Regions from separate parts of the Homo sapiens genome. Here regions 1 and 3 are each linked to region 2. Evidence: read pairs that join two places in POLR2A ChIA-PET (ENCODE). Cell type or tissue: Panc1. All regions are shown on one strand. Links, peaks and the distances in the headings refer to the core of each region. The heading gives the core; the rest is flanking DNA.

Region 1 (6,332 bases), core at 1,333-6,332, 340 kb after region 2:
ACACTGTACGGCCCTCCCCTGTGCCATCCAGCTGGCATCTTCTATGTAACACAACAAGAGCTGGAAGAGAAGAGGCCCTGGTCCCTGGGCGTGGAGGCGCAGAGCCACCCAGGACTGCAAAAGAACTCTTAACGGCCAACCATGGAACTGGGTGTTGATATCCCATGGAACTTGCTAAACTAGGTGAGCAGAAGAGCACTCCAGGCCACCCAAACTGCGCGGAGAATCCAGGCACAAGGAAGTGCTAAGCAGAGCCCTCATGGGCTGTGGGGAGTGGGTGGAGGCACTGCCAACAGGGCAGGAGGGATTGAGGGAATGTCCCTGAGCCGCCATACTGGGGAGGTGTGATCTGGGAGCAGAGAGCCATGGTTGGTTACGGAGAGTGGCACAAACACGGTGCCAGCGTCCAGCACTGACAGTCAGGTGGCGTGGCAGTCAATGCATGGCCCAGATGGGAGACTGAGGCTTGAACTAAGTCAGTAATGAGAAGGATAAGCTGAATATAATTCAGAATACTTTCACAATTTAGGCAAAATTTTTTTAAAAAGTTTCCAGTTCACTTTGAGGTTTCTACCTGGAATAAGCGGATGGTGATGTCATTCACCGAGATGGAGGCAAAAGTTTCGGTGGAAAGATAAGATACCTGGGCCAGGCGCGGTGGCTCACACCTATAATCCTAGCACTCTGGGAGGCTGAGGCAGGCAGATCACCTGAGGTCAGGAGTTCCAGACCAGCCTGGCCAACACAGTGAAACCCCAACTCTACTAAAAATACAAAAAATAGCCGGGCATGGTGGCGTGCCTAGTCCCAGCTACTCGGGAGGCTGAGGCAGAAGAATTGCTTGAACCCAGGAGACAGAGGTTGCAGTGAGCCGAGATCGCACCACTGCACTCCAGCCTGGGCGACAGAGTGAGACTCAGTCTCAAAAAAAAAAAAAAAGAAAAGAAAAGAAAAGATATCTAGTTCTGAATATGATACAATTGCTACTGTTAGTTATTCAAGCGCATAATGATCTCCCACTACTAGCTTGGAGAGAGGGATTGCTTTCCAGGTGACAAAGCATTGTCCCCTCCCAGGCCAAGAGAAATGCTCTTGGGTACAGCAATAGCCCTGCTGAGAAGGGGCTGGTCTGAAGGAGTTTCATGGGAACCTGGTTTTCTTGTCTCGCTTTTACCTATGGTGTCTTTTTCCACCATAAGTTCCACTCATCCCTGTGGCCTAGTCCACGGGTCCTCTTTTCCATGGTGCCGCAGAGATGCTCCAGGCAGACGCCTGCTCTGGCTGAGACCCGGGCCAGCTGCCCCTCCTGGCTGCTCTCCATCCTGAGATGCGCCTGCTCCTTTGTCCCCCTGGGAGACACTTGTACCCCCAGCTCTGATCCCAGAGCCTGGCCTGCTCCTCCTTCCACACATACGAGCCTGAGACCCCGCTCACATGGGAGGCATTTCTCAGTCACCTCCGCCCAGTTACAGCGAGAACCGTGTGGTCAGAGTTGCATCTTCCTGAGTTGAATCTGGAAAATGCACGACCTACTTGTTTAATGATGTAAAAACATGTGCTTGGATCTGATCTCCATCACTGAACCTTAAACGCAGAGTCTTCCCCTTCTGTCTCCTGCGGCTCATAAGTGCCTTATACTTACATGATCTGAGGCAGGTTATCAAACGCTCATGTTCTACCTGCTCCTGAGCTCTAGGCCAAAATAGGAATATTAAGAGAGCCAAGCATTTGCTTGTGCTCATGTTTTGAACCATCCAGCCCCTCACCAGTGCCTTCTTCCATTTAGCTGACGTGACAATGGCAGGAAACCAGCACTCCGCAGCCCATGCCTCCCACCAGGATGCTACCTTGTTGGCGTCCCCATCCGCTCTCAAATGCTCACACTCATATAATAAATACACGCTACTTAAAAAAAAGAATGGCTTCTTTAAAAACCGCAAAGGCCAGCCGACTGCAGACAGCCTCTGAAGAGCTGCTTTCCTTGACCCCCCAAGGCTATAAAATAAATGCAATTTGAATAGGAAGTCTGTTCAAATTCACCAGCTCCTCTGGGAATAATGAAGATAAAACCCAAGCCTTGATCCCTGTGTTCGCAAAATGACTCAAAAAAAAAAAAAAAAAAAAAAAGAATTGACATCATTTAAAGGACTCTGAGGCTTAAGAGTCCAACTCTAAAGTACACCCACTCCCTGAGGACGCAGAGCAAATGCAGGAAATCACGCCCTTCCAGGTGCAAAACAAATCAGATCTTGTCCCTCTCACAGGCATCAAAACACAAATCATCAGTTCCCGACAGAAACAAATCCTGCCCTGCCAAGCCAACAGAAAAACACTGGAGACAGAAATGAGCTCAGAGAAGGGCCGAGGGACAATGACAAGGTGGGGACCCTGGACCCTTGGGCTCCGCTAGCCTTCCCCACAGCTTGCAGAAGAGGGCTCAGCTCCTCCATTACAGAAGAGACAAAATACAGGGACTGCTTCCATCAAATCCCCCATCATCTCACTCTGTCTGTCTGCAGAAGCTGTCAGGCCTGGCTGGGTGCTGCCTGTCTCAGGCTCTTACTGCAGAGCTTGTTTCCAGAGGGCCAGAGGCCGTCCTGTGTCTCCTTTAATGCCTGCGGGGGACGCAGAGGCCACTGAGTCTAGGATCAGGACTGCGACACCTACTTTCTCACCGTCCCATCTGCCTGGTAAACCTTTGTCTCTCTCTGAACATTCTGCATTTCAGACTGTCTTGTAGACACCATGAAGTGAGGTTTTGGTTTGAGCCAATTTGAAAATCTCTTCTTTAAATGGGCGAGTAAAGCCGAATATTCACAGGCATTGATACAGCTGTTTTTTTTTTTTTTGTAAATTATGCTGACAATATGGTTATTCTAAGGATTAAATATTTCACGTGTTGAACACAATGCCTGGCACATAGTAAGTTCTATTTTAAATGTATATTGAATAAAACATAAATAGGACGTTAATGTGATTAAGACAAACAGAGAAAAGGATTTAAAGAGAGAAGAGGCCAGGAGACGCGGGAGAAGACAATGCTAACAGGTTGTCTTAACAACACATGGAAAGCTCCTCACTGCACAGCCCCCAGATGCCTCACTCCACGAGTGAAATCCCTGCACGGCAGGCCGAGAGCGTGGGTGCAGCAGTCTGCCTGACGTGAGAGCCATGTCATCACATATCTAGAAGGTAAGGGTACCTCCGGTTCTGGAACACACAATGTAGGCACATTTCGCTGGGGGCTCCATGTACATTTCTAAATAGATACCAGTGCAGGGACCTGGCTACCCTCTGATAAGAAGGAAGTGAGGCCTGACAGAAACTGACCTTCCAGTAACCTGGAAGAGACTGCTCTGACGGAGACAGGAGATGGCTGCTCTGTGAATACACCCAAATCTCCTAGGGCAGGAGGGGCAAAGTCACCGTTCTAGGACACACCTGTGACCACACCAGGCCTCCAACAACGGAGCAGCTGGCTAAGGAACGATGTCCTGGGGCTCTGGTCACATGGAACAGACCCAGTCTGAGCTAGAGACACCCCCCAGGCCCACCAGGCATCAGCGTGGGCTCCTGCCATGCGTGGAGCTCTTCGTCTTGACAGGGTCCCTGCGCCAAGAAGGCAACAGGCTCCGAGGGGAAAACTCGAGCAAGAGAGTCCCCTGAATCGGTGCCATCTGTCTAAATTCCAAGTATGCCTGCCTGATCTACCAGGGCACTGAAGAGTTTAATAGAGAAAAAAAAAAACAATCTGTGAGCTTTATCCCAAGCACAAAACAGCCACTCAGGCGTGGGAGAGCTCCTTTCTCCCCGTGTACGCCACATGCACTCACTCTACAGGGACCACAACATCCAATTCACAGGCATGGAGGGGAAACAGCAAAATAAACAGACTTCACTTTGGAGTTGTTTTTTAGAAAGCTGCAGTTTGTGAATTTCTCTTGCTTTTTAAAACAGAATATTTCCAAAACTTGGGCATCAATGCTTGGTCTTTTTAGGTGGGGGATAGAAGACTGGGCCATCTTCACAGACTCTCAGACCCCGGCTCTCGGCGGCCCCATTTGCCAGCCAGACTTCCTGCTTGGGGGACGGCTGCTCCCCCGGCTCGGTGCAGTTTTGCAGCTGCTGGTCTTGCTTAGTGAGGCACAGTTCTATCTGACCAATTGTCTGTACTTCCTCATCCTAAAAGTAAACAATGAAAGACGCTTTAGAATTCAGATCTTGGATTATCATCAAGGTCTTAAGATCATGAACTTTTAGAACTTTTAGAAGATAACAAAAGCAGAGGCTCCACACCACAGGTTCTAGGTTCCAAGAACGGACCCCTTCATTGAGCAGAAGGCTGCTGTGCACTAAATTGGAAGGAGTGGCCCCAGGTGACTCGCCTGTGGGCAGTGGAGCTGGGCTTGGGGGTTGGATCCCCTGGTCACCACCAGAGGCCAGCCTGGTGCCCTGGTGAAAAGCCTCTGCTTTTATGTTAGAGAAAATTAACAAAGTTACACACAGATACAACAGCACTCAACATATCTATCAAGATATTAGGAGAAGAAATGGCTTTTGTAGGCCAAAAGGGCAACAGTACCCTATTGCTAAAAGAACAGGTATATTCTTGTTAAAGATAAGCAAGAAGACAAACCCTGTCCTAGCATGCTGTCAAGAAACCATGCTTGCTCACACACAGCACATGCTCACACAGACACACATGCATGCTCACATACACAGATGTGCAGGCCTGTGCACACATGCAGAACATGCCCATATGTGCACACATACACACAGTACATGAACATGTTCATATGCACATTCACACAGAGGCACAGGCCCATGCACACACACAGCACATACCCACATGCATGTACACACACACACACACGCACATGCCCACACAGCACGTTCACATGCATGCACACATTCACACATGCACACACATGCCCACATGCATGTTCACACAGAGAACATGCACACACATGCACACACACAGCACATGCACACATGCATGTACATGCACACACAGCACATGCCCACATAATGTACACACTTGCACACACAGCACATGCGCACATGTATACTCATGCGCATACAGCACATGCACACATGCATGTACATGCACACACAGCACATGCCCACATAATGTACACACATGCACACACAGGACATGCACACACATGCACACATAGCACATGCCCACATGCATGTACACACACATGCACACATAGCACATGCCCACATGCATGTACACACACATGCACACACAGCACATGCACACATGCATGTACACACACACATGCACACACACACCACATGCCCACATATACAGACACAAATGCACAAATACAAGTCTGCCCCAGGGAACTGCATGGTGAAGACAAGGCCATCAGAAAAGTAGAACCTGTCTTCTTGAGAAAAAAAGGAAGACAAAACATAACTGTCTAACCTGGCTTGGTGGAAGGCACTGGATTTTGGGTATCACTCCATATACTCTGGCAAGGGCATCTTTAAAATCTGCAACCTGATTTTAAATACAAGTGTATTAGAAATTAAACTTCAACAGAAAAGATCTGACAGTTCTGGACTATCCTGAGCGCAACAGTGGCAGGGTCCTGGTCTCCCTTGGCTGGCAGGGACAGGACCCAGCACAGGTGTGAGAATGATGCCCCCACCTCCACCAGCGAAGCAGAGGATGCTGTCAACCTGGGCTTCATCCCCAGACCACAAGCCGCTCGCTGCGGCTCTGTTTTCCTCTCTGCTCCTGTTTCTCTGGAGAGCAGAGCTCTCCTCCTCCCAGTGTCTTTCTGGGCCCCGAGCTGTCTCACCTGAAACGCCACCTGCCACAGCCACCCTCATCCACCAACAACTACTCTGCCTTTCGCGGCCCATAAAGCTTTCTCAGCCCTGTCCACTCTGAAGTATCTCTCTCTCCCGACCCCCTCCCCACGGTGGACACATTCTCCTTCACAGAAGAAAGGCCCTGGGACCCCTCAGCTACCGGTCCCGAAACTGCAAACCTAGACCCCCCTGTGCTCCAACCTCCTCTTGGATGAGGGGCCTCCTCCTCGCTCTACTGAGGGAGTCCTCCCCCACTGCTTCTGCCTCGTGCCTTCTGACTCAAACCTCCTAGGAGGACACCTGCATCCTCTCAGCCTCGTACTCTGGCTTTGGGGGGCACCAAGCTGGGGTCACCAGCTCCAGCAGATGCCTTTTGCCCCTTGCCTCAGACACTGTCCACTCCTTCCACGAAGCTCTCCTGTGGGCCTCCTGAGCACCTGCTCCACTGACCGCCTGGCTGCCGGCTGCCATTCCTGCCCCATCTCCTTGGCCTCCTTCTTCTCCTT
Region 2 (6,343 bases), core at 1,344-6,343:
CCAGCTAATTTTTGTAATTTTTAGTAGATAGGGGTTTTGCCAGGCTGGTCTCGAACTCCTGACCTCAGATGATCTGCCCGCCTCGGCCTCCCAAAGGGCTGGGTTTATAGGCTTGAGCCACTGTGTCTGGCCAGGGCTGAGGAATTTAATATTGCACATACATATTGTCTATGATTCTTTATGTGAAAATCCACTCAAACATCCACTCTGCTTTTGACAGCATCAGCCTTTCTCATGACAAAACCTTCCCCTCAGGGCCTATGCGGAGAATGCCGACAGCACCTGGGCTCCAGCGCCTTCTGGGGCCTAGGCCTCTCTACACCCACCTGGATGCGCAGGTCAAAGTGCTTTGCTTCTCAGGGAGGGAACTGACGCCCCGCTCAGCCCTTCCTTCTCCTACGCTCCACTGTCCTGAGGGACTTGATGTCCAAGTGCTCAGGTGGGTTCGGCATTTTCCACAAACCCAAGGACCAGGCATGGCAGCCTGTTGAGGCCACCGAGAGGCCGGCTTCGAGTATGCGGGGCAGTGGGTGGGTATTTCGCTGTGTCCATTTTCCTTATATTCACTTTCTATTTGAATGACAGAGAATTATACCCAGAAACAGACTAGTTTAGATTTGAAAGCCCTTGGAAATCACCACTTCAAATGAAGACCCACCCTGGGCGAGATGGGGAGGGAACACCCGCTGGGCAGGAGGGCACGGGGAGAGGGCCGGATGGGGTGGAATGCCCACTGGGCAGGTGGGCTGGGCAGGAGGGCACAGGAAGAGGGTGAGATGGGGTGGGACGCCCACTCGGCAGGTGGGCTGGGCAGGAGGGCACGGGGAGAGGGCGGGATGGGGTGGAATGCCCACTGGGCAGGTGGGCTGGGCAGGAGGGCACAGGGAGAGGGTGAGATAGGGTGGGACGCCCACTGGGCAGGTGGGCTGGGCAGGAGGGCACAGGGAGAGGTGAGATGGGGTGGGACGTCCACTGGGCAGGTGGGCTGGGCAGGAGGGCCCAGGGAGAGATGAGATGGGGTGGGACGCCCACTGGGCAGGTGGGCTGGGCAGGAGGGCCCAGGGAGAGGTGAGATGGGGTGGGACGCCCACTGGGCAGGTGGGCTGGGCAGGAGGGCACAGGGAGAGGTGAGATGGGGTGAGATGCCCATGGGCAGGTGGGGTGAGCAGGAGGGCACAGAGAGGGTGAGCACAGTGGCCACTGAAAGCCGCTGAGCCGTCCATGGAGATCTGAACTGTTGAGCTGGCTTCCGGTGGCATGCACTTTTTGAAATAAAGCCTTTTCATTTGACCATGAATGTGTTCAACAAAACCAAACTTCTTGGGAGAGTGAACATGTGTTAAATGACCATATACTAACCCATCACGCTGACTGTTCACAGCTGCTCACCACCATGACCTCATTAGTTGGGCGGAGATGAATATGCAGCCATTTTACGATCACAAATTACATTCCACAACTGAAATGTAGCATGGAGCTCTGAGAGATTTTTCATAAATCACAAGTTTTATAGTATGCAATGAATTTTTATCAAATTCATAACATAGATGCATACATCTTATTTTGGAAAATGAAATGGCATTTATTTTCTCCACAGAAAAAGTGCCAAAAAATGGGCAGTAATAAAATTTCCATTATTCAAGAGGTTAGATATGATTTCCATCTTGACTGAAAAAGCCAGAACGCTTTGAAAGAACTTCTTTTAGGGGTTCTTATGTAAGAATTGCTATTATGCATCCAATGTGCAGAGGAAGAAAAAACAAAACACAAAAAAACCTCTTGAATAATAAAAGCTATGGAATAAAGCAGTATAATAGGTTGGTTTTAAAACTTAAATATTTTTGGTAACTTGATGTGGATAATAATTTGAAGATTTAAGAAAAATAACTCACTATATTTTTTACCTTCCACATTTTCTCCTACTTTAAAATTCACTCACTTTGTCTTGACTTGGTCGTTGACTGCTTTTATTCATAATTCACTTGGGATAAACAGACTTGAAGCATATACACGATAATTATTTCAATATCAATTCTAATAAAGACAAAGCAGTTTGGTAAGTTTTACTCGCATTCGCATACTTTTCAAGGTATCATATTACACATAATTAGATCCTAGAAACAACCAAATTGCTACTTGTGAGCTAAAAGTGCTGAATTCTTGCTTGTTTAGAAAGCACACTGCCTCATCCAAGGCCCTGATGTCCAGCTCACCCTAGGGTCTAGCACTCTGCACCCTGTAGGACTTGCACCAGAGATCACGGCCTTCTTGGGGCAAACCACAGCACTGTCGCTGTGATCTGCGGAAACGGCTCCCTCCACTTTGCCTCCTGTGAGTCTTGGTGATTAAATTGTTGAGCAACTTCAAAGCACAGAGGCGAAAACCAATGGGAAGAAGCAGCTGGTGGTGGAGAGCTTAAGCATCCTGCGCACCTTCTCTGAGCTCTGGCCAGGCCGTGCTGAAACACTGCGGAAGTCATGTCTACACCAGGGTTCCCCACCCACTGTCCAGAGGTGACAAAGGAGAGACGCTCCTGATAAATGTCTTCACGTGACAGTTTGTCATTAAAAACCGAAGCTAAGCCCACTGAATTCCTGAGTGCTTATTAAAGCGCCAATGGCCAAAAGAGACAAGACTCACAAGACTGTGGCTTTCTCCTCTGGATGGCAGAAGACGTATCTCACTTGGCTTGTTTCAGTCCAGGAGGCATCACGCCAAAGGAAGTACTATGCCACAGGAAGAAATGTGCAAACTGGCTGGTTCTCACGTTTTTCTACAGCATTTTACTTCCATGGGTTCTATCTAATGGTAACATAGGTTAGAGCAAAACACAGTCAACACAGTTGCTTTAGCTCAAGTAATTTCATCACCTTACCCCATAGTGATAGTGACCCTCTAAGGGTCAACAAAAAGGCGCATCTTAAAATGTATTTTATAGCTCTGGTAGGCCAGGTGTGCAACGAAACAAGGTTAATAAATTTAAAATGCCTTGGTGTGTTTTGCTCCTTTCTTAGTCTGCCTGAGCTGCCATAACAAAGTACTATGGATTGGGTGGCTTACAAAACAGACATTTATTTCCCATAGTTCTGGAAGCTGGAAGTCCAAGACCAAGGTGCCAGCCATTTGGTCCTGGTGAGGGCCCAATTCCTGGCTCACAGGCAGCTGCTTCTTGCAGCGCCCTTTCGTGGTGGAGCAAGAGCTCTGGTCTCTCTTCCTCTTCCTCTGAGGACACTACTCCCATCGAATCAGGGCCCCAGGCTTAGGACCTCACTTCACCTTCATTACTTCCTTACAGGCCCTTTCTCCACATAGAATCACACTGGGGGTTGGAGCTTCCAAATGTGAACATGGAGGGATACAATTGAGTCCATTAACATTCCATCCCTTATTTGTAGTAACAGCATGACCATACTCAGTGATGACAGGGACACTCTAAATGTCAACATTTACATCTTACAACACTTTTTATAGCTCTATTAGGCCAGTTATGTCATGACATCACAATTAATAAATGAAAAATGCCTGGGCATTCTGGGGATACTCAGCAGCTCTCCAGATGTTAAGGAAACTCAGTATACCCCAATCTGGTCATTTCTATCTGTGATTGTGATCTTTTGCACTTTATTTTATAGTAATTTTAACTGAAATTTTTAACGGAAACAAAGGAGCTACGCTGTCATGCCAAGTTTTCAGTAAATACGTTGAGGAGCTGTGAGCTCAGAAAGCGTTCCAATAGAATTCATTTCTCATGGAGAGACCATGATTGATCTATTTGAAATGCAATATTGGTCCAGAAACTCAGAAACATTTGGTGGAACTCAGGGTTTACAATAACAACATTAGCTAAAGATTCAATCTGGACCTATTTTAAGATCCCGAGGGGGTGGCACATTGGTGTGTCATTCCCAAGATGTCTCAAAACACACAGCAGATTTCTGCTGTAGCAACTAGTGTGAGAAAACCCGAGAGCTTCTTGGTCATCTTTGCACCTCTGAGTGCTGAGCACACGTGTGGTGACGATGTTGCTACAACGATGTGGGGTGCAGGAAGCTCGAGTTTCAAAAGAAGATCATAAGTAACACATTTTTCCTTCTAGCCAGAATGCCCTGAAATACATGAAAAAAGATGCAGCTCTGGCTACGTGAAAAAGAGGTAGTGAGTGACTCGGGGCTGGGAAACGAAGCCGTCCTCGCTGGGATGGACTTTCAGTCTCACATCTTCAGCAACTTTAGCTTCTTCATTATGACTTTTTTTCTCTTGAAGATTAAGGAATCGAGGATTGCTGACATGTCTGTATTGATTAGTTATGGTTCTCCACTATGTTTACTGCCATCCTAATTACAGAACCTAATTTTCACATTTACTTATAATTGTGTGCAATTGTCCAGGCTGATCTTTTAAGGTTAAAGAGAAAATCTCAAACATGACATCAAACAAGTCTTTTTTTTTTTTTTTTTTTTTCCTTATTTTACAGCTTTATTACTGATTTCCCTCTAAAAAGAGACTCAAGTGTGGAGCTGACTCATCTATAGATTAAGGAATCACAAAGTACCATAGTCACTTAACAAATGCAAAAAAAAAAAAAAGCAATTGTTTTACCTTTCAACTGCTGATGTTATGTACAATCTATCACAAAAAGCATAGCTGTGCATTCATGAGCTGATTATATCAACCTCTAGAATTTTAGAAACGAGCACATCTAAGCATATGGATACTCTCTTACCTTACAAAGTAAAAGCATTTTCTATTTTAAAATTTTTATTTCTGTGTAAAACAAAGAATTCCTAGAGGTCAAATAATATACCAAACTTAAAGCACTATTAAGTCATGAAACAAAGAAGATTCTGAGGTAGAAGTCAAGCAATATAATCCACAGTTTCAGGTATTCCCAGCAACCATCGCATTTCGCAAGTAAGATCTATTTTTTTTAAAGTCTCAACTTCCAAAAAATCAATAATCCATTCTGTAAAATCAGATGTAAAACTATGACCAACAGAAGACACCCAAACTTTTCTCATGGTAACAGAGTAAATGCTTTTACTAAAAGCTGCCAACATTTCTATCAGTAGTAACCGTAAGGAGGCCGCTGGTTGTAACCATAATGTCCATATTGCTGGGGATAGTAAGGTTCTTGTCTGTGTTGCGGGTAGTTGTTACCCCAGGATCGTCCATGCCACTGATTGGATCGATTGTCACTTGGCCACCCCCATCTGTTGTCCCTGCCTCTGAACTGTCTGTTGTCTTGCAACCGATTGCCTCTGTTTCTTTGGTTCCCACCAGCTCTGCTATTCCATTCCTCAACAATTGGAGGAGACTCAGGAGGGCGTTTCAGGTATTCCTGATACTCCTTGTCATTTTCTGTGAATCTACTAGCAAACATCTCTTCAAAATTTGGAACAGCTTCGGCAGTGTCAGTCATTCTGAAAATCCCAAAGGTTTGAGGCAGCTGTATTGCTTAATGTTTAGGTTGTTTAAATCCGCCAAGGGCTATGTCTATCCAGCTCAGGCCGAACCCCGCCGGCGAGACACTGAGAAGCCCAGGAGAGGTGGCCTCTGGTCCACTACACCGTGGAACTCCAGACCACTCCAGTTCTCCAATGTAACCGAGCGCCTTCCTCTCCAAACAAGTCTTTTAATAAGGCCCATGAACTAGTCCATATATATACCAGAGGAGGAAAGAAAAAGAATGACCACAGTTTATTCTGAAGACATGACAAAGGTAACACACATCAGTTATACACAAAGTCAAATTTCAGCATTACCTCCAGGGCAGAGGGAGCCAACAGCTTTCAGAAATCTCTGCTCCTGCCATAGACTGGGGCTCCCCTCAGCTGCCTCCCAGTGGGGACTACATTACCCAGCCCTCCTTGCAGGCAGGTGTGGTCATGTGACTAGCCCTGGCCAATGGAGTGTGTCTGGATGGTGTACCTTAAAGAAGCAGGTGCTTCTTTCATAGTCTCTTTCCCCCCACAGCTAACTGCAGGCCCTTAGGGCTGGTGGAGCTACAAAGAAGAAGCCTGGGTCCCCCAAATCCCCATGTGGAAGCAAAGTGGCCAGTCATCAGGAACCCTGACATTAGACTAACACATAAGGAAGAAATAATTTTTCTTTTATGAACTCAGGGAAATATTTTCCTGAAACACAAGAGTGCACAGTCCAGAGACCCTGGGTCAGAGCCCTACAGGCCCAAGAAAGGCTTGGTTGGACACTGGCATGGGACAGAGGGAGGCAAGAAAGATGAGATAAGCACAGACTAGAGATTCGTATCTGCTTTTCATAAGTACAAGAGAAATGTACCATCAAAATCAGTTCTAATCACCGTCACTCTAATTGTGTGGCATCA
Region 3 (5,000 bases), core at 1-5,000, 93 kb after region 2:
TCTCATTTCAATCCTATTTTGTGCCTGTTTCCAGTTCCACTCACTAGAATTCCTCAACACTGTCCCAATATTTGTTTTTGTGTTTTAGCACTCCTATTTTAAATCGGGAGGAATGCTTTCACTTTTCCAGTTATTCCTTATTTGTTTCATCCTGTTTGTTTTTTGGCTATTGTGTCATATCTTCACAGTCTCTCTAGGTTTTTAAAGGTCTCTGTTCCCTGAGTTCTATATGCTGCTTCTGAGGTCACCATTTGTTTGCTTTTCTCTGGGCAGGTAAGGAAGCTGTCAATCGTCATAACAGAAAGTTGAGTGTAAACAGGCTTCGCCGTAAGGGATTCACTGGCTCGCCAATGAAAAGTCCTGGGAGGCCGGGTGCGGTGGCTCATACCTGTCATCCCAGCACTTTGGGAGGCCGAGGGGGGATGGATCACTTGAGGTCAGGCGTTGGAGACCAGCCTGGCCAACATGATGAAACCTTGTCTCTACCAAAAACACAAAAATTAGCTGGCCGTGGTGGCATACACCTGTAATCCCAGCTACTCAGGAGGCTGAGGCAGGAGAATCACTTGAAACCAGGAGGCGGAGGTTGCAGTGAACCAAGATCATGCCACTGCACTCCAGCCTATGCAACAGACTTAAGACTCTGTCTCAAAAAAAAAAAAAAAAAATGTCCTGGGAGGTGCAGCCTGCACAACTGCCTTATCCACTTCTCTTCTCCTGAAGGGCTGGCCCTGCCCCAGGCCGGTCTCCCCTAGAAAGTGTGGCCGGTTGATCTCCGGAAGCGCAAGTCCACCCTGTGATTCCACGCCTCACCCTCTAGCGGCTCGGCTCCCTATTACACGGGAAGATTCCTCTTGATTTGAAGTCAGCCATGATCAGATCTCACCTAATCTCCATGTAGAACTTGTAACCAGGACCGTTCCAGGCACACACTTCAGACTGTCCCCTCCTGGAGGTGTCCCTGTGCTGAGCCCTCCCGTGAGGCCGGGCATCAGATAATAAGACTTTTCCCCTTGAAACTCCACAGCCATCTGCTTCATGTTTCCACAGCACTTACCACACTCTGCTGCGAACACTGCTCCCAACGTCTACATATTCACGCTCAACCAGATTTAAACTTCCTTCAATCTACATGTTTGTATGTATCCTACAATACCAAACACAATTTACTACACTTCAAAGAGGCTCATGATTATGAATTGAATTTTTTCTCTTGTCCTTCTTGTTTTGACTGATTAGTTATTGGAGAAACTGGAACTGAGAAAGGATTTCTTTAATGGTCCAGCACATAGGAGTAGTGTGTCGTGATGTTCTCTTGAGAAAGCCTGGGCTTCTCTTCAACGGAGTTTTAGTTAACTTGGAGAAATCTTCTGTTTCCAGTATGCTCAATTCTACCAAATTTAGGTGAATTTATATATAGTTGTTTTGCGTATTTTGAAAATTTATAACCTTCAAGGGCTACCAGGTGTCTTCACAACAGAAAGCTTGAGGTAGTACTAGGATGGAAGGTCAGAGGTTGACACCTTCCAGAAAGACGGAACGGAAGGACATGGGCATCAAGCCAAGGTTAGGTTTTATACCTAAGAGGCAGAACCGCCTGATTCTGAGAAATAGAGATATAAAATAGTAGAAGATACTATACAATACAAATACCTTCTACTGTGTAGTTAAAAATAAGAAACGTGTTCATATCAGTTTTTTTTTTTTTTTTTGAGACAGGGTCTCACTTTGTCACCCAGGCTGAAGTGTAGTGGCATGATGTCGGCTCACTGCAACCTCCTCCTCCAGGCTCAAGCAACCCTCTTGCCTCAGCCTTCCGAGTAGCTGGGACTACAGGCATGCACCACCACTCCCAGCTAATTTTTGTATTTTTAGTAGAGACAAGGCCAGGCTGGTCTCAAATTCCTGGCCTCAAGTGATCTGCCTGCCTGGGCTTCCCAAAGTGCTGGGATTACAGGCATGTATTTACCAACCTGAGTAGGTATTAATGCTATTCCATCTTTATCCTTGAAAAGGGGAAGGAAGATATTTTTGGATTATTCTAAAATTAAAAGTAAATTATATGATGCCTAGGACTTGCCACAAAATAACCTGGAGCTGTGTGGGTAGGTGGAGAAGGAGAGGGAGTGGACACATAAATAAAACAAGACTGGCCTGGTCTGGTAATTTTGGAAATTATCTGAGACAGATCTGTGGGGATTTATTACATTCTTTGCTTCCACATGTGCTTGCATTTTTTATGATAAAACTCATCTTTTTTAAAGCAGGGGTTTAACCTCTCAAGCAAATGAGTGTGACTGTCACTTTTAAAATGCTTCTGATATTAAAATCACTCCCAGAACAGCATAAAATAAGTCATTTTTAAAGCTGGTGTGGGATGTAGCTGTGATCCTGGGAAAATATAAAGCTGGTTTCCGGTATGGATCCACACCTGTGCTGTGTTCATACCAACAGCCCGGCTCAAGAACATATGCCAGCCGTCAAGTTGTGCAACCAGCACCAATTTCTCCTGCCAGCCAGAGCCTCCTTACCTTCCCACCTTATTTCCGGCCACTTCCCAGCACCCATTCTTACTCCAGGTGGGTCTAAATCCTCTCTGCTCCTCACGAGGCTCTTCCACGCTTATCCTGGCTCAGAACATCTCTCATCCCCCTGACTGGGCCTCCACCCTCCACGGGGAACCAAATCATGGGAAAGCTGGATTCCACAAGCCGCCCTGCAAGCCCACTGACCGCAGAAGGTTGCCTTCTACAACAGCTTAGCTCAAAACCTTCTTTTCGCTAAATAAAGTTGTATTTTACTTCCATGCAAAATAAACAAAAACTCAGTTTCCTGCCTTCAATCCTTCTCTCTTTTATTTCACAGAAGGAACTTTGGTTCTCTTAAATAAGGCTTCCACTCTGCATGTCTTTCCCAACAGATAAGATCGTTTACGTCTACTTACAGTTCTCAATGTTTGCTGTTCTGCGTCACCCTCAGAGTTACAGATGACTGTGACTCACGCCTGGAGAAGCAGCAAGGTGGGGTGAGAAAGGCCAGGTGGTGACCTTTGTCCAACCATGGCTGGCAAGCGACAAAGAAAGGGGGCTCAAAACGTGGCCTCTGAAGTCTCGATCCCCCGCATTTCTGCTGCGCCTTGAGCCCCCTGTGCTTCATGGGGCTGGGCTCTCAACCGCAAAGCAGGTATTTTTTGACCACAGATGAATTTCTAAAATTTGGCAAAAGGATTTAAAAACTCTAGAAATAGTGTGTATTTAGATATCTGTTCCCCAGATAAATTTGAGTATGACTTTTTTTGATCATGGTCATTAGTAGATAAAACCGTATTTGTTTACAAGTAATATTAATTCTATAGGATTTAGTTCACGTTACAAAACCTGGTTGACCAATTACCAGCACTAACAGAACTAAATAGTAAGTTTGGAGAAAGAAACTGTGAACAGAAAGGCTATTCAGTAGGAGATGTTGCTTTTTAAGTCACAACAAAAAAATAATAAATATTGTCACCGGGCGTGGTGGCTCATGCCTATAATCCCAGCACTTTGGGAGACTGAGGCGGGTGGATCACCTGAGGTCAGGAGTTCGAGACCAGCCTGGCCAAGATGGCAAAACCCCAACTCTCTTTAAAAAAAAAAAAAATACAAAAATTAGCCAGGCATGGTGGCGGGTGCCTGTAATCACAGCTATTCAGGAGGCTGAGGCAGAAGAATCACTTGAACCTGGGAGGTGGAGGTTTCAGTGAGCTGAGATCACACCACTGCACTCCAGCCTGGGCAACAGAGTGAGACTCCATCTCAATAATAATAATAATAATAAATAAATATTGTCACTTATTTTTGCCAGTGCAAATCTAGAAAACATGAGATGAAGGATAATGTGTAGGACATAGCCAAAAAGAGCTTGAACGTGAAAGTGAGAGGTAACAACGTGCTAGCAGCCCTGGCTCGCTCTCGGCACCTCCTCAACCTGGCGGCGCTCCTCGATCTGGCCGCGCTCGAGGAGCCCTTCAGCCCGCTGCTGTGCTGTGGGGGCCCATCTCTGGGGCTGGCCGAGGCCGGAGCCGGCTCTCTCTGCTGGTGGGGAGGTGTGGAGGGAGCGGCGCGGGCGGGAGCTGGGGTTGCGAGTGGTGCTCACTGGCTGGCGCGGGTTCCAGGTGAGCGCGGCTCGGCAAGCCCCGCACTCAGCGCGGTTGGCCAGCGCCTGCTGGGCTTGATGGGGGACGAGCTCCCTCTGGGCTGCAGGAGTACCTGGACTAGGTGCCGCAAAGTCCCTCGGCAGTGCCAGTGAGAGGTGAAGCCAGCTGGGCTTCTGGGATGGGTGGGGACTTGGAGAATTTTTCTGTCTAGCTAAAGGATTGTAAACCCACCAGTCAGCACTCTGTGTCTAGCTAAAGGTTTGTAAACGCACCAATCAGCACTCTGTGTCTAGCTAACGGTTTGTAAACGTGCCAATCAGCACTTGTTTAGCTAAAGGTATGTAAACGCACCAATCAGCACTCTGTGTCTAGCTAATCTGGTGGGGACTTGGAGAACTTTTGTGTCTAACTAAAGGATTGTAAACACACCAATCAGCACTCTGTGTCTAGCTAAAGGTTCGTAAACACACCAATCAGCACTCTGTCAAAACTGACCAATCAGCTCTCTGTAAAACGGACCAATCAGCTCTGTAAAATGGACCAATCAGCTCTCTGTAAAATGGACCAATCAGCAGGATGTGGGTGGGGCCAGATAAGGGAATAAAAGCAGGCCGCCCCAGCCAGGAGACCTACCTGCTCTGGTCCCCTTCCACGTTGTGGAAGGTTTGTTTTTTTGCTCTTTGTAGTAAATCTTGCTGGTGCCCACTTTTTGGGTCTGTGCCGCTTTTGTGAACTGTAACATCTCCACGAAGGTTTGCAGCTTCACTCCTGAAGCCAGTGACAGCACGAGCCCGCCAGGAGGGACGAACAACTCTGGACGTGCCAACCTTATGAACTGTAACACTCACTGTGAAGGTTTGCAGCT

What was found. ChIA-PET counts read pairs that join two places held together with the same protein. Peaks named below come from ENCODE experiments on the same cell type or tissue, not always from the same donor. Only the 100,000 strongest peaks of a DNase experiment are listed, where the experiment ranks them.
Region 1: POLR2A ChIA-PET joins it to region 2 with 15 read pairs; 3 of 35 experiments call an interaction of 5 or more read pairs at or near these places.
Region 3: POLR2A ChIA-PET joins it to region 2 with 10 read pairs; 2 of 35 experiments call an interaction of 5 or more read pairs at or near these places.

What each region holds. Positions count from the first base shown.
Region 1 is chr6:166,925,610-166,931,941 of GRCh38, forward strand. RNASET2 (ribonuclease T2) reads right to left here. Exons shown (of 9, transcript NM_003730.6): 8 at 5,435-5,509; 9 at 1-4,182. The coding sequence ends at 3,979. Among named protein-coding and RNA genes, the nearest start is that of RPS6KA2-AS1, 25 kb to the left of the region's middle. In Panc1, for the core only: no CTCF peak of the experiment used is centred there; no DNase peak of the experiment used is centred there.
Region 2 is chr6:166,581,059-166,587,401 of GRCh38, forward strand. The region is part of intron 1 of RPS6KA2 (ribosomal protein S6 kinase A2); the gene reads right to left. RAMACL (RNA guanine-7 methyltransferase activating subunit like) reads right to left here and starts at 5,620. Exons shown (of 1, transcript NM_001395999.1): 1 at 1,951-5,620. The coding sequence starts at 5,419. The coding sequence ends at 5,063. RefSeq lists an enhancer at 1-606 and a silencer at 5,823-5,962. In Panc1, for the core only: no CTCF peak of the experiment used is centred there; no DNase peak of the experiment used is centred there.
Region 3 is chr6:166,675,668-166,680,667 of GRCh38, forward strand. It overlaps a transcript of RPS6KA2 not described here. Among named protein-coding and RNA genes, the nearest start is that of RPS6KA2, 51 kb to the left of the region's middle. In Panc1, for the core only: no CTCF peak of the experiment used is centred there; a DNase peak (open chromatin) is centred at 2,979.